2 separate regions of the Homo sapiens genome follow, and region 2 is linked to region 1. Evidence: read pairs that join two places in POLR2A ChIA-PET (ENCODE). Cell type or tissue: B cell. All regions are shown on one strand. Each heading gives the region's core, and the rest is flanking DNA. Links, peaks and the distances in the headings are about the cores only.

Region 1 (7,768 bases), core at 1,047-6,046:
CCTCAGAATCTCAGATGCTTCATCTACACCGTGAATCATAATAACAGTATTACATTATTGGATTGTTCCGAGCAGGGAATGAAATTTTGCGGGTACAGCACAAGACCACGTTACCTAGTAGTAATAAGGATTTAATAAATGTTAGCTTTAAATGTTAGTGAGATATTTCAGGTTAACTTTAGCCCTAGGGAGGAGGGAGAAGGGTCCTGGGAAATAAGTAGACATGAATGCAGGAAGGGGATGACAGAAAGCACTGACTGAAGCAGCCTGTCGAGAAATGTGTCATCAAGACCCATGTCCAGCAGCTTATTCCTATTCCACCTTTTCCCTACCATTTGTGAAGTACCTATCAGCCTAAAAGCAATGAGCTCACATTAGGTAAACATATGGTGATGGTGGGGAACATGTAATTAAATAAGTAAATGAATAATCCCTGTGACCTTCTCACCTAAGGGCTTGCAGAGTTTCTTCACTTTTGATTCCTGGCTTCCAATGCCTCCCGTTTCTGATCCAAATGTATCATCTTCTGCCAGAAGATGGTCTATGGGTTATGCTTTCTTCTTACTACACAAGAGAAAAATCAATGAATGTTTATAGTTGCTAGGTGTCCATTAGCACCGCGTAAGGCAAGGGCTGACAACCTATGGCATGCAAGCAGATTTTTAGTGCCACGAAGGATGATCCTGAATTCTCCCCACACTTGAAAGCAAATCAATGCAGTTGCTCTCAAAAGTCACTTTCCTATTGGTTACCGATGCTCCATCCCGACAAAGATGGTAGTCTTACAGCCAACGGATGGTCCCCAAGAGGGGATTCTCTGTTTTCTCTTATGCATGCTCATTGTACCTTAGGTCCTCACTAGCTGCTGGTTACTCAAAGTCCTCCACTTGGGTCTTACCCTAACTTCTGTCCTCAATTCTAAAATTATCTTTCCTTCAATTTCCTACCTCCTACTTCTCTCTTTTAAGAGTGCCTGAAAACTTACATAAGGACCTTCCCCTAAGGCACTAGGAAGACAGCCCTCAGACCTTTGCATTGCATGTGTTCTTTAAAAATGTAAATTTGGGGGCTTCATTCCAAACATGACAAATGAGAGGTCTGGGTAGGGCCCAGGAATTTGCACTTTCAACAACCTCCTTGGGTGATCTTCTCCCCTCCCCTCCCCTCCCCTCCCTTACTCTCCCCCTCCTTCCCTTCCCTTCTCCCTCCCTTCCTCCCTCGCTCCCTTCCTTTCTCTCTTTCTTTTTTGTTTTTGGTTTTTTAGGTACAGAAAAAGTTTTAGAAACTTCAAGAGAGGGATCTGAATTTTAATAAGTGCCCCAGGTGATTCTGATAGGAAAAAGCTGGAAACACAGGCAGTTACCTTTAACTGGTGAAAGTTCAAGCATCTGACCAATACCCTAGTTCCAGCCTTTCCCCTGCAGCCCTTTTGAAAGTCTGCAGATAATTTCACATATAATTAAGGTATATAAAGTAAAAGTTCTAGTTGTCTAAACATCTAGAGTATTTTTTTTTTCTGGGCTCAGTCCATAATAACCAATATCTAAAATCTTGAAGTCAATGACACTAAGGGTCTATCACATAAGTAAACATTCTCTGCACTCAGGTGAAAGCCAGGAATTTAACTGAAAGAGGAAGACAACTGTAAATCAAAATCATCCCGTTTACCAAATGCCATTATGAATATCCATCTCAATGTAAAATTATTTATAGGTACAATTTTCATGCTACTAAAATTGCATTCCTGATGCTAAAAAAAAAGAGCATCTATTGGAAAGGAACTATACAATATTTTCATAAATCCCTGTCCACTTAATAATTAGCTTATTAATAAAGAAATTACATTTTTAATATTTACATAACTACAAATATATGCCTTAAAATATTTAAAGTGTCATTAAAAATTTTTTTTAATTTTTAAAAATGTTTTTAGAGACAGGATTTTGCTTTGTCATCCAGGCTGGTGTGCAGTGGTGTGATCACAGCTCACTGCAGCCTCAAACTTCTGGCTCTCAAACTCTGGTGATCCTCCCACCTCAGCCTCCTAAGCAGCTAGGAATACAGGCACACACCACTATTCCCGGCTAATTTTTTGTAGAGATGGGATCTCACTATGGTGTCCAGGCTGGTCTCTCTGTCTTAGAGATGGGATCTCACTATGCTGTCCAGGCTGGTGTCTCTCTCTCTCTCTCTCTCTCTCTCTCTCTCCAACTCCTGGCCTCAAGCGATCCTCCCGCCGCAGTCTTCCAAAGTGCTTGGAGCCACTGCACCTGGCTCCATTAATATTTTGGCTCCCTTAGTTTTTGAATGCCAAAGGATTACATTAGTAATCTCTGAATTATTATGCTTTTATGGAAGAACTATTCCTGAAGTTACTCAAACCCAGTAGTTTTCAAGTGTGGTGCTCAGATCACCTGCATCAAAATCACAGTTTTCAAAACTTTTTTCCTTGAGATAAACCTTACATATAATAAATTGCATAAATCTTACGTATAATATTCAATGGGTTTTGACGAATGCACACAACTGTATGACCCAACCCCATCAAGGTACAGAACATTATCAACAGAGAAAGTTCTTTTTTTTTTTTTTTTTTTTGAGACAGAGTCTCGCTGTGTCACCCAGCCTGGAGTACAGTGGCACAATCTCAGTTCACTGCAACCTCTGCCTCCTGGGTTCAAGCAATTCTTCTGCTTCAGCCTACCTAGTAGCTAGGATTACAGGCACCTGGCACCATACCCAGCTAATTTTTGTATTTTTAGTAGAGACGGGGTTTCACCATGTTGGCCAGCCTGGTCTCAAACTCCTGACCTCAAGCGACCCACCCATCTTGGCCTCCCAAAGTGCTGGGATTACAGGCATAAGCCACCACGCCCAGCCTCAGAAAGTTCTTTCATGACCCTTTCAAGTCAATCCCTTCCCCTACTCCAGAAGCAAACCCTATCCTAAATTTTTTCACCATAGAACTTCATATAAATGTATTGATTGGGAATTCTTTTGTGTAAAGCTTTTACTAAGCATAATGTTTCTGAAATTCATCTAGTAGTTTGTTCATTTTTATTGCTGAGTATAAATATACAACTGCATGTGAATTTGTAACAGAGTTTATGTTTTTCTTTTTTTTTTTGAGACAGAGTTTCGCTCTTTTTGCCCAGGCTGGAGTGCAGTAGAGGATCAAACGTGCATCAATGTTCACCACAGATATTGGCCTGTAGTTTTCTTTTTTTTTTTTTTTTTTTTTTTTGATGTGTCTTTGTTTGGTTTGGTATCAGGGTAACATTGGCTTCACAGAATGAATTCGAAGTATTCCCTCCTCCTCTATTTTTCTTAACAGGACTGGTATTAGTTCTTCTTTAGATGTTTGGTAGAATTCAGCAGTGAAGCTATTGGGTCCTGGGCTTTTCTTTGCTGGGAGACTTTTAATTATGACTTTGATATCATTACTTGTTATTGGTCTACTTAGGTTTTGGACTTCTTCATGGTTCAATTTTGGTAGGTTGTATGTGTCTAGGAATTTATTTCTTCTAGGTTTTCCAATTTATTGGCATATAGTTGCTTATAGTAGTCTGTAATGATCCTTTGAATTTCTGTGGTATCCAATGTACTGTCTACTTTTTCATTTTTTATTTTATTTGGGTCTCCTCTTTATGTCTCGGTTTGTTGATTTTGTTTATCTTTTCAAAAAACAAACTTTTTGGCCAGGCACAGTGGCTCACGCTTGTAATCCCAGCACTTTGGGAGGCCAAGGGAGGCATATCACTTGAGGTGAGGAGTTTAAGACCAGCCTGGCCAACATGGCAAAACCCTGCCTATACTAAAACTATAAAAATTCACCGGGTGTGGTGGCACATGCCTGTAATTTAAGGCTGAGGCAGGAGAATCACTTGAACCCGGGAGATGGAGGTTGCAGTGAGCCAAGATCACACGCCACTCCAGCGTGAGTGACAGAATGAGATACTGTCTCCAAAAAAAAAAAAAAAAGTTTTGTTTCGTCAATCTATTTTGTTTTTGTTTTCATTTCAATTTCATTTATTTCTTCTCTGATCTTTACTTAATCTCTTCCACTAATTTTGAGTTTGGTTTGATACTGCTTTTCTAGTTTCTTAAGATGTACTGTTAGGTTCTTTATTTGAAGTTTTTCTACTTTTTATTTTTATTTTTGAGATAGACTCTCACTCTGTCACCCAGGCTAGAGTGCAGTGGTGTGATCTCGGCTCACTGCAACCTGCACCTTGCAGGTTCAAGCAATTCTCCCTACCTCAGCCTCCCGAGTAACTGGGATTACAGGTACCCACCAGCACGCCTGGCTAATTTTTGTAGTTTTTAGTAGAGATGGGGTTTCACCATGTTGGCCAGGCTGGTCTTGAACTCCTGACCCCAGGTGATCTGCCCGCCTCAACCTCCCAAAGCGCTGGGATTAAAGGTATGAGCCACCATGCCCAGCCTGAAGTTTTTCTACTTTTTTGATGTGGGTGCTTTCCTCTTATTACCACTTTTGCTATATCCCATAGTGTTTTGTATGCTGTGTTTCCATTTTCATTTAAGAAATTTTTTAATTTCCTTCTTAATTTGTTCATTGACCCACTAGTCACTCAGGAGCATATTGTTTAATTTCCCTGTATTCACATAGTTTCCAAAGTTTCTCTTATTATTGATTATAGTTTTATTCCACTGTGATCAGAGAAGATACTTGATATTATTTCACCACCACGACTGGCTAATTTTTTTTTTTTTTTTTTTGTATTTTTAGTAGAGACGGGGTTTCACCATGTTGGCCAGGCTGGTCTCAAGCTCCTGACCTCAGGTGATCCGCCTGCTTCGGCCTCCCAAAGTGCTGGGATTAGGCATGAGCCACCACACCCAGCAATATTATTTCAATTTAAAAAAAAAATTTTTTTTTTTTTGAGATGGAGTCTCACTCTGTCACCCAGGCTGGAGTGCAGTGGTGTGATCTTGGCTCACTGCAACCTCCACCTCCCAGGTTCAAGCAATTCTCTCCCTCAGCCTCCCGAGTAGCTGGGATTACAGGTACCTGCCACCACGCCTGGCTAATTTTTTTGCATTTTTAGTAGAGACGGGGTTTCACCATGTTGGCCAGGCTGGTCTTGAACTCTTGACCTTGTGATCCACCCGCCTCGGCCTCCCAAAGTCCTCGGATTACAGGCATGAACCACCAGGGAAACCCGGCTAAAAATGTTTTAAGACTTTGTCTGGGCACAGTGGCTCACACCTGTAATCCCATCACTTTGGGAGGCAGAAGTGGGAGGACTGCTGGAGCCTAGGAGTTCAAGACCAGCCTAGGCAATATAGTGAGAGCCTATCTCTACAAAAAATAGAAAAAATTATCCAGATAAGGTGGCATGTGCCTGTAGTCCCAACTACTGCAGAGACTGAGGTGGGAGAATCACTTGAGCCTGGGAAGTTGAGGCTGCAGTGAGCCATGATCGTGCCACCGCACTTCAGCTTGGGAGACAGAGTGAGACCCTGTCTTGCAAACAAAACAAAAAACAAACAAACAAAAAAAAAAAACACCACTTGCTTTGTGGCCTAACATAGGATCTATCCTTGAGAATGATCCATGTGCTGAGGAGAAAAATGTACATTCTGCAGCTGTTGGATGAAATATTCTGTAAATATCTCTTAAGTCCATTTGGTCAATAGTGCAAATAAGTCTAATGTTTGTTGATTTTCTGTCTGAATAATCTGTCCAATGCTGAAAGTGAAGTGTTGAAGTCTCCAACTATTATTGTATTGGGGTCTATCTCTCTTTGATATAGTAATATTTGCTTTATATATCTGGGTGTTCCTCTATTGGGTGCATATATATTTACAGTTGTTATATCCTCTTGCTGAAATGTTCCCTTTAAAATTATATAATGATGTTGTCTTTTTTCATAGTTTTTGTCTTGAAATCTATTTTATTTGATATAACTACTCTTGCTTTTATTTTGGTTTCCATTTGTATGCTATATCTTTTCCATCCCCTTATTTTCAGTCTATGTGTGTCTGTGTGTCTTCATAAGAGAAGTGTGTTTGTTGTAGGCAACAGATCGCTGGGCTTTTTTTTTTTTTTTTCCTTTTTAATCCATTCAGCCACTCTATGTCTTTGGATTGGAGCATTTAGCTCATTTACATTCAATATTATTATTGATAGGTAAAAACTTACTCCCACCATTTTGTTATTTGTTTTCTGGTTGTTTTATGGTCTTCTCTTCCTTCTCATGTCAGTGTTTTTCTCTGGTGGTACGTTTTAATTTCTTGCTTTATACATGTTGCGTATTTATTGTATTTTTCTGACCTGAGGTTACCATGAGGCTTGCAAATAACACCTTATAACCCATTATTTTAAACTAATGACAATCTAACTCTGATTGTAAAAACAAACAAGCCAAGAGAAAACTGATAAAAACTCTAGTTTTTAATCTATAAAAACTATTATCTAGTTTTTAATCTATAAAAACTATTATCTAGTTTTTAATCTATAAAAACTATTATCTAGTTTTTAATCTATAAAAACTATTATCTAGTTTTTAAAACTATAGTTTACTTCATGAACATAAGAGTAAACAGAAAATCTCAATCATTTTATTACATCAAATACAAAACTCTACACTTACATTTTATCCCCTGCTTTTTTTTTTTTTTTTTTTTTTTGAGATGGAGTCTCGCTCTGTCGCCAGGCTGGAGTACAGTGGTGCAATCTCAGCTCACTGCAACCTCCACCTCCCGGATTCAAGCAATTCTCCTGCTTCAGCCGCCCAAGTAGCCGGGACTACAGGCACGCACCACCATGCCCAGCTGATTTTTATATTTTTAGTAGAGATGAGGTTTCACCATGTTGGCCAGGATGGTCTTGATCTCTTGACCTCGTGATTTGCCCACCTTGGCCTCCCAAAGTGCTGGGATTAAAGGCGTGAGCCACCGTGCCCAGCCCATCCCCTGCTTTTTAACCTTCTGATGTTTCTACTTATATCTTATTACACTATGTCTTAAAATGTTGTAGTTATTATTTTTGATAGATTTGTCTTTTAGTCTTCCTATTCAAGACATGAGTATCTTACACACTAGAATTACAGTGTTAAAATATTCTGTATTTGTCTATGTATTTACTGTTACCACGTACCTTCAGACAATTTCTTATTACTTGTTAACATCTTTTTCTTTCAAGTTGAAGAACTCCCTTCAGCATTTCTGTAGGACAGGTCTGGTGTTGACAAAAAACCTCATCTTTTGTTTGTCTGGGAAAGTCTTTTTTTCCTCTTGATATTTGAAGTGTATTTTCACTGGATATAATATTCTAGGATAAAAGTCTTTTTCTTTCAGCATTTTAAATATGTCATCTGACTCTCTCCTGGTCTGTAAGGTTTCCACTGAGAAATCTGTGGCCAAACATATTGGAAATGCTTTATATCTCATTTTTTTTCTTTTCCTTGCTGCTCTTAGGATCCTTTTTTATCCTTGACCTTTGGGAGTGTGATTATTACATGTCTTGAGATAGTCTTCTTTGAGTTAATTTTTCTTGATCGTCTATAACCTCCTTGGACTTGAATACTGATATCTTTCTCTAGGTTTGGAAAGTTCTCCAATATTATCTCTTTGAATAAACTTTCTACCTCAATCTCTCTCTCCACTTCCTCTTTAAGACCAATAACTCTTAGATTTCCCCTTTTGAAGCTATTTTCTAAATCCTGTGGGCATGCTTCATATTTTTTTTCTTTTGCCTCCTCTGAGTATTTTCATATAGCCTGTCTTCAAGCTCGCTCATTCT
Region 2 (7,768 bases), core at 1,251-6,250, 1.3 Mb before region 1:
CCTATGTATAGGCCAGGCGCGGTGGCTCACGCCTATAATCCCAGCACTTTGGGAGGCTGAGGCGGGTGGAACGTCTGAGGTCAGGAGTTAGAGACCAGCCTGGCCAACACAGTGAAACCCCGTCTCTACTAAAAATAAAAAAATTAGCTGGGTGTGGTGGCGGGCGCCTGTAATCCCACTACTCTGCAGGCTGAGGCAGGAGAATCACTTGGAGGTGGTTGCAGTGAGCCGAGATTGTGCCATTGCACTCCAACCTGGGTAACAAGAGCAAGACTCCATCTAAAAAAAAAAAAAAAAAGGTATGCTTGCAATTAATTTTAAATAGTTAACCTGATTTACTAAATATATGAGGGCAAGTTTTATGATGTTTAAATGCTTAAGAGAACCATATGGAAATGTGTAATTTTATTATTTGACTTATCCCAATTACTTATGTGTATAGAAAGGATTTCTTTATGGGATTTGTAATCTGCTCTTTTAGGTGCTTAAAGTTCTTGAGAAAATCCATTATATGAAATTGTGACCATAGCTGGAAACATTTATAGGAATATAATTAACCAAGTACATAAAATATGTTTAACTATTTAGAAACAATCATATTATTGGACTTAGACTTCCATTTCTTGAATTATATACCATTGACCTTTGAACAACATGGATTTCAATTGCAAGGGTTCACCTATACATGGATTTTTTTTTTCAATAAGTGTATTAGAAAAATTTTTGGAGATGTCTGACAATGTTTAAATATTCACAGATAAATCATGCCTAGAAATAGCAAAAAGATTAAGAAAAAGGTACGCCATGAATGCATAAAACATATTGATACTAGTCTATTTTCTTATTTACTCTATAAGATGTACAAAAATCTATTATAAAAAGTTAGTTTGTCTACACTTACACATACAGACACTTAAAGACTACATGGCACCATTCTCAGTTGAGAAAAATGTAAATAAATTGAGATGTACTATCAAAATAATAACTGCATAAAAACTATAATTAATTATAGTACATGTGGTACTTCTGTAATACTTTTGTAGCCACCTCTCATTGCTATTGCAGTGAGCTCAAGCATTGTATCTGCTTGAAATGTCATGTGATGCTAATCACCTCCAAGTGAGCAGTTTGTCTCATCCATAAATTGCGTATCCCAGTAAAAAGTGACCTTTTGAAGTTCTCACTCATTTTTCAGTGCAATATCATAAACCTTCAATAACACCATGGGACCCATACAAAGAGTCAGTAGTGCTGCTGGAAGTGCTCCCAAGAAACAGAGAAGAGTCACGACATTACCAAAAAAAGGTGAATTGTTTGATAGGTCCCATAGATTGGGGTCTGCAGCTGAAGTTTCCTGTCACTTCAGGATAAATGAATCTAGTATAAGGCTCATTGGAAAAGAAAAGAAAAAAAAGAGAAGAAAAGAGAAGATATGAAGCCATCACTACAGCTAGGCCAGGAAGTACCAAGACTTCGCACTTTTTGCAAAATACCTTTTTATGTCATATTGAAAATGCACCTTTTATGTGGGTGCAGGATTGCTATAAGAAAGGCATACTTATACACTCTAACATGATTCAAGAAAAAGCAAAGTCACTATATGATAACTTAAAGCAAAAGGAAGGTGAAAGATCTAAATCTGGAGAACTTAATGCCAGAAAGGATAGTTTGATAATTTTAGAAAGAAGTGTGGCTTAAAAAATGACAAGATAACAAGAAAAGCAGCTTTTGCCAACCAAGAGGCAGCAAATTTCCACACACCATTAAGAAACCCATTGAGGATAAAGGACATTTTCCTGAAGAGATTTTTATTGCAGATGAAAGTGCCCCATTTTGGGGGGTGGGGGAGAAATGCCACAAAAGATATTTACTAGTAAGGAAGAAAAGCAAGCACCAGGATTTAAGGCAGGAAGGGATAGGCTAATGCTATTGTTTTGTGCAAAAGCAGTTGGGTTTGTGATCAGGGCTGTCCCTATCTATAAAGCTACTAACACCCAAACCTTGAAGGAAAATAAAACACCAGCTGTCAGTCTCTTGGCTGTATTACAACAAGAAGGCCCAGAAAATGAGAACTCTTTTTCTGATTGGTTCTATCAATGCTTTGTTCCTGAAATTGGGAAGTACTTTGCCAGTAAAGGGCTTTTTTATAAAGTTATTTTGATATTGGACAATGTCCCTGGCCACCTAGAACTCTACGAGTTCTACACCAAAGGCATCAAAGTGGTCTATTTGGCCACAAACTCAGCATCTGTAATTCAGCGGAGATCGGGGGATCATAAGGACCTTTAAGGCTCATTATTCACGGTAGTCTATGGAATGATTGTCAGCACTATGGAGGAGAATCCCAATAGAGAGCACATCATGAAAGTTTGGAAGATTACCCCATTGAAGATGCCATCGTTGTTACAGAAAATGCTGTGAAAGCAATCAGGCCCAAACAAATAAATTTTGCTGGAGAAAACTGTGTCCAGGTGTTGTGCATGATTTCACAGGATTTGTGGCAGGACCAGTCAAAGGAATCTTGAAAGAGATTGTGGATATGGCAAAAATGGTGCAGGGATGAGAGGTTTCAAGATATGAATCATGAAGAAGTTCAAGAACGCATAGGCACCACATCAGAAGAATTAACAGAAGAAAACTTGATGGAGATAAGGACTTCCAAACCAGTGTGAGATAGTGAGGAAGAGTACATAGGAGAAGCAGTGCCAGAAAACAAATTGACATTAGACAATCTGGCAGAAGGGTTACAATTATTTAACACTGCTTCTGACTTTTTGTACAACATGGAGTCTTCTATGATACAAGAACTGAAATTAAAGCAAATGGTGGAAGGATTGGTACTGTATGGTATTATCTTTGGAGAAATGAAAAAGCAAAAAAGGCAGACAGAAATCATGTATTTCTGTAAAGCTACACCACTGTGCCTGCCACTCCTCCTTCCACCTCTTCCACCTCTTTCAGTTCTGCCACCCCTGAGACAGCAAGACCAACCCTTCCTCTTTCCTCTCTTTCTCAACCTACTCAGTGTGAAGATGACAAGGATGAAGACCTTTATGATGATCCACTTAATGAATAGTAAATATATTTTCTCTTAGGAATAGCTTAATAACATTTCTTTTCTCTATCTTACTTTATTGTAAGAATACAGTATATAATACACATAATATATAAAATATGTGTTAATTGAGTGTTTATATTATCAGTAATTCTTCCAGTCAGCAGTAGTCTATTAGTAGTTAAGTTTCTGGAGAGTCAAGTTATATGTAGATTTTTTACTGTGAAGGGAGACAATGTCCTTAACATCTGCCTTTTTCAAGAGTCAACTGTATATTTAAAATATGAAATAATTTAAGCTTATATATAGTACCTAAAGATTTATATACATTTTGTTCGTGAAATACATACATACATATATATATATATATATATATATATATATATGCCAACCAAACAATAACCAAGGACAAACCGTGCTTAATTTAACTGAAAAATGTTTACATTTATAGATTAATACCAAATGTTTTTCAATTATGTTTAAAACCTTAAGAAAAGCAAAGTTTTCCGTTTATAATTGTAGTTGAATGAGTGTCAGTGACAACACAGAGTACTGTAAGTATTGTTTTCTGCACACAAAAGCCTCTATGAATCTTTTCCAAAAAAGCCCAATTGATGTCACCCTGGGACAGAGCCAAAAAATCTTTCTGATGAAAGTAATGCTGAGGTCAAAAATAAAGAATCTGAAAACGTGAGCCAAAACAGATTGAGACTGAGTAGAAGAGAGGGATAACATTGTTCGGGGAACTGCAAGAGCTTTAGTCTTGAAGCATGAAGGATAAAGTAGGAATTCCTAAGGAGGTAGATGCCAAAACTCCTTAGCTGGGAAGCTATGTAAGAGGCAGCTAAAAAGTAACTCCCCCAGATGCCTCTCACTTTCAACACACATACTCGGTATGGTAAAAATAAATCTCATTGGCTTCTTCTTCAGATCTCTTTTCTGTGGAGAGGCCTTAGTGGGCACTGCTGCTGGGAAACAAATAAAGCTTTTGTTTGTGCTTTCTTCAGCAGAGCCTGGTGCTAGCTCTGTCACTCAGGAAACAGAACTCAATTGTTTCTCTCTCCTCATCCCTCTCTTGTTAACCAAATATGCTCATTTCCTGACAGTCAGTGGTACCATGTAAGGCCTCCTCCCCTCTTCTGCCTTCAGCTGCAAGGCTTCCATCTGAGTTGAGGTCAACACATACGCAGGAATGAAAAGAAATGATAAGGAGGAAATGTTTCAGTGGAATAAAATGTAAACTATGTACACCTCTGCCCTGCCACTGGTGGTTCCTGGGGGCTCCTTCTCCTGCCTGGCCACAGGCATCTGCTTGTTCCCAACTCAAGGCTTTCACATTTGCTGTATTTTCTGCTTGAAATATGAACCTTCCCTGTCATTTCAGTGGCTTCTTCAGCATTCTTCATTTTAGTCCACCCATGGGGCACAGAGGACCTTCCTGGACAGAGCCAGACTTGTGTTAGCCTCCTACTCAGGAGAGGCCTGGCTGGTGCCCTTCAGAACCCAAGGCAGAGGAACTGGCAGTCTCTGGAAAGCTCACAATGCAGTCATCCAAAGGCACAGCTTCACTGAGTGTACTTAGTTCTTTTTCCTCATGCGGGGTGTCATAGGTCTTGCCCAAAGAAAGAGATCAGGATAAGGGAGTTCCAGGGTGTCACGCAAGAGCCTAGGATTGACGCTGTCTCTTCTCTTACTAGCTCTGTGACCTTGAGCAACCCACTGATCTTCTTTGTACATCTGTTTCCTTATATGTAAATGAGTTTTAAAAGCCTTCTTATAGATAAAGAAGGTTAACTTAAAAATAATAGTTGACCCATAAGGTTACATTTAGGAATGGAAAGAATATGTTTGCGAAGATTTAGTAAAGTTTCTCAAGAGGTGTGTCTTCAATTTATTTTGATTGTATTGTGGTTTTCAATGATATTATTAGTTATGAAATGAACGACAGTTTCACTTGGTGGGTACCAAACTCTTTCAGATGACTCTAAGATTTCTTAGAGGCACTTCAGGTTACGCAAATGTCTAATCCTATTTTTTAATAGATTTTGTTTTTTAGGTTTTAAAATAGATTTTATTTTTTAGTTTTAGGTTTATAGCAAAGCTGAGCAGAAGGTACACTGATTTTCCACATACTCCCTGCCCCCACATACTCATAGCTTCCCCCACTAGCAATATCCCACGTAAGAGCACTATATTTGTTATAATGAAACTCCATATGACATTGACATATCATTGTCACCCAAAGTTCATACTATACATTAGGGTTCACCCTTGGTGTTGCACGTTCTATAAGCTTTGCAAATGTATCATAACATGTAGCCATCATTACAGTATTATGCAGAATAGTATCACTGCCCTGAAAGTTCTCTGTGCTCTGCTGATTCATTCCCTCTTCTTCCCTAACCCCAGACAACCACTGATCTTTTTACTGTCTTCATAGTTGTGCCTGTTGCAGAATGTTACGTAGTTGGAACCATAAAGTTTGTAGCTTTTTTAGATTGGCTTGCTTCACATGGTAATTTTCACTGTGTGACAGTGCATTTCTTTTTAATGGTGAATAATATTCCATTGAATGGATATACCGCAGTTTACTTATTCATTCACCTATTGAAGGACATCTTGGTTTCTTCCACATTTTGGTAATTATTAATTTAGCTGCTATAGATATCTGCATGCAGATTTTTGTATGGATGTGTTTCTAACTAATATGAGAAAATTCCAAGGAGCATGATTTTTGAATTATATGTTCAGAAGAAACTACCAAACTGTCTTCCAAGGTGGCTACACAATTTTTCATTGCCATCTGCAATAAAAGAGAGTCCCGGTTGCTCCACATTCTCACCAGCATTTGGTGTTCTCACTGTTTTGAATTTTTGCCATTTAAATAGGTGTATAGAGGTATCTCATCATTTTGAGTCACATTTCCCTGATAATATACGATGGTGAACATCTTTTTATGTGCTTATTAGTCATCTGTATCTTTTTTGGTGAGATGTCTGTTCAGATCTTTTGCCCATTTGTTGTGGGCAACCAATCTGGTTGTTCACTTTCTTACTGTTGAGTTTTAAGAGGGTTTTTTCAGGGGGTGGGTATATTTTGGATAACAGTCTTTTTTTTTTATCAGATATGTGTTTTGCAAATATTTTCTCCCAGTCTATGGGGTCATCTTCTTATTCTTTGTTAGTGGCCTCGACAGAGCAGAAACCTTTAATTCTAATGAAGTCTGGCTTATGAATTAGTTTTAATGAATCATGGTTTCGGTGTGGTATCTATAATGTCATCACCATACTCAAAGTCACCTAGATAGGAGATGGCAAGGTGGAGGGACTTCCTTTCTCCATATTTTTTTAGACAAGACGAACATATATTATATCCTAAATATATCAACCAAATTGTTTAAATAAGCATGCCAAGTGTTATACAATAGATTTTCATGCCCCCAAAACCAAGTGTTACATAATAAACATTCATGGCCCCAAACAATGTAATTTTAGATTTACCAAAGTTATGAAAAGAAAAGAAAAAAGCTCTGTTTTTCCTTTTTAAAAAAATCAATCATTTCTAACTCAGTCTCCTAACTTGAAATTTTTGATACACATTTGGAAATTAATTGTGTGCTGCCTCATGAGATGCAGTTCAACGTTTAGAAACATGGTAATGGTTCTAAGAGCCAAATAGGGTCCTCAGGAATCTGGGAAGAAGGGCAGGAATTACTTTAGGATTAATGTAAGTTTTATAATACTGAAGTTGAGATTCCTAAGTGAAAAGGAAAGGAATGAAAACAAAACTTGTTTATGTCTCTAAAGTGGGAGTTGCAATTTCACATACCCGCAGAAGTCAGGAGAGGTAAATGAAAAAATAGTTTAACAAGATGCTTGTTAAAATATGTTAATAAATAGTTTTCTCTCCTGACTCATTCCCTGACCTTTGAAGGGATTCTTTATTTGGACACCTTGACTTTCAACTCCACTTTCCCCCAAGATTATGCCTTCAGTTTCCCCTTTGCCCTGCAGCCTATTCTTTTGTGAAACTCCATGTAACTATCAGACTCAGCGCCCCAGCCAAGAGCAAAGTTCTCCATTTGCTAATAAGGAAAGGAATTTAGACATGCATAATGTTGCAAGAAAACTAAGAAAATAGAAGAGGTAAGCCAAGTAGAGCAAGAGCTCCAATATGCATGTGTGAGTAGACAGAGAGCCTTCCCCACTTTGACAATGATGGCAGCCAGCAGAATTTGTTTTTGCAACAGTTAGGCTCAGCAATTCTCCAAGCAGCGGCAATGTTCCTGCACTCACACTGCACATGGTTTTGTTGCAGGAAAGGAGTCCCGATCCAGACTCCAAGAGAGTGTTCTTGGATCTCATGCCAGAAAGAATTCAGGGCAAATCCACAGTGCAAAGCAAAAAGAAGTTTATTAAGAAAGTAAAGTGGTGAAAAAACATCCTACTCCGTAGGCAGAGTAGGATGTTCCCGAAAGTAAGAGAATGCATCCACCCTAGATACAATACTTGCTTATATATAGGATAAAAAAAGATGATGAGGAGACATGCTCTGTTGCAAGGGTTTGTGATACAGGATTTTTTAATTACTATATTTTGCAACAATCAATATTATCTTTAAAGCAAAATTAAGAACGCTTCTGTCTGAAGATATTGGGATATTGACCGGGCACGGTGGCTCACATCTGTAATCCCAGCACTTTGGGAGGTCAAG

Evidence for each region. Peaks named below come from ENCODE experiments on the same cell type or tissue, not always from the same donor. Only the 100,000 strongest peaks of a DNase experiment are listed, where the experiment ranks them.
Region 2: POLR2A ChIA-PET joins it to region 1 with 8 read pairs; 1 of 35 experiments calls an interaction of 5 or more read pairs at or near these places.

What each region holds. Positions count from the first base shown.
Region 1 is chr3:113,676,834-113,684,601 of GRCh38, forward strand. USF3 (upstream transcription factor family member 3) reads right to left here. Exons shown (of 7, transcript NM_001009899.4): 2 at 449-564. Among named protein-coding and RNA genes, the nearest start is that of USF3, 16 kb to the right of the region's middle. In B cell, for the core only: no CTCF peak of the experiment used is centred there; no DNase peak of the experiment used is centred there; H3K27ac peaks cover 1,719 bases.
Region 2 is chr3:112,387,206-112,394,973 of GRCh38, forward strand. All of the region lies in intron 1 of LOC105374041 (a long non-coding RNA gene), which reads right to left. Among named protein-coding and RNA genes, the nearest start is that of CD200, 58 kb to the left of the region's middle. RefSeq lists enhancers at 3,781-4,396, 4,447-4,556. In B cell, for the core only: no CTCF peak of the experiment used is centred there; no DNase peak of the experiment used is centred there; H3K27ac peaks cover 311 bases.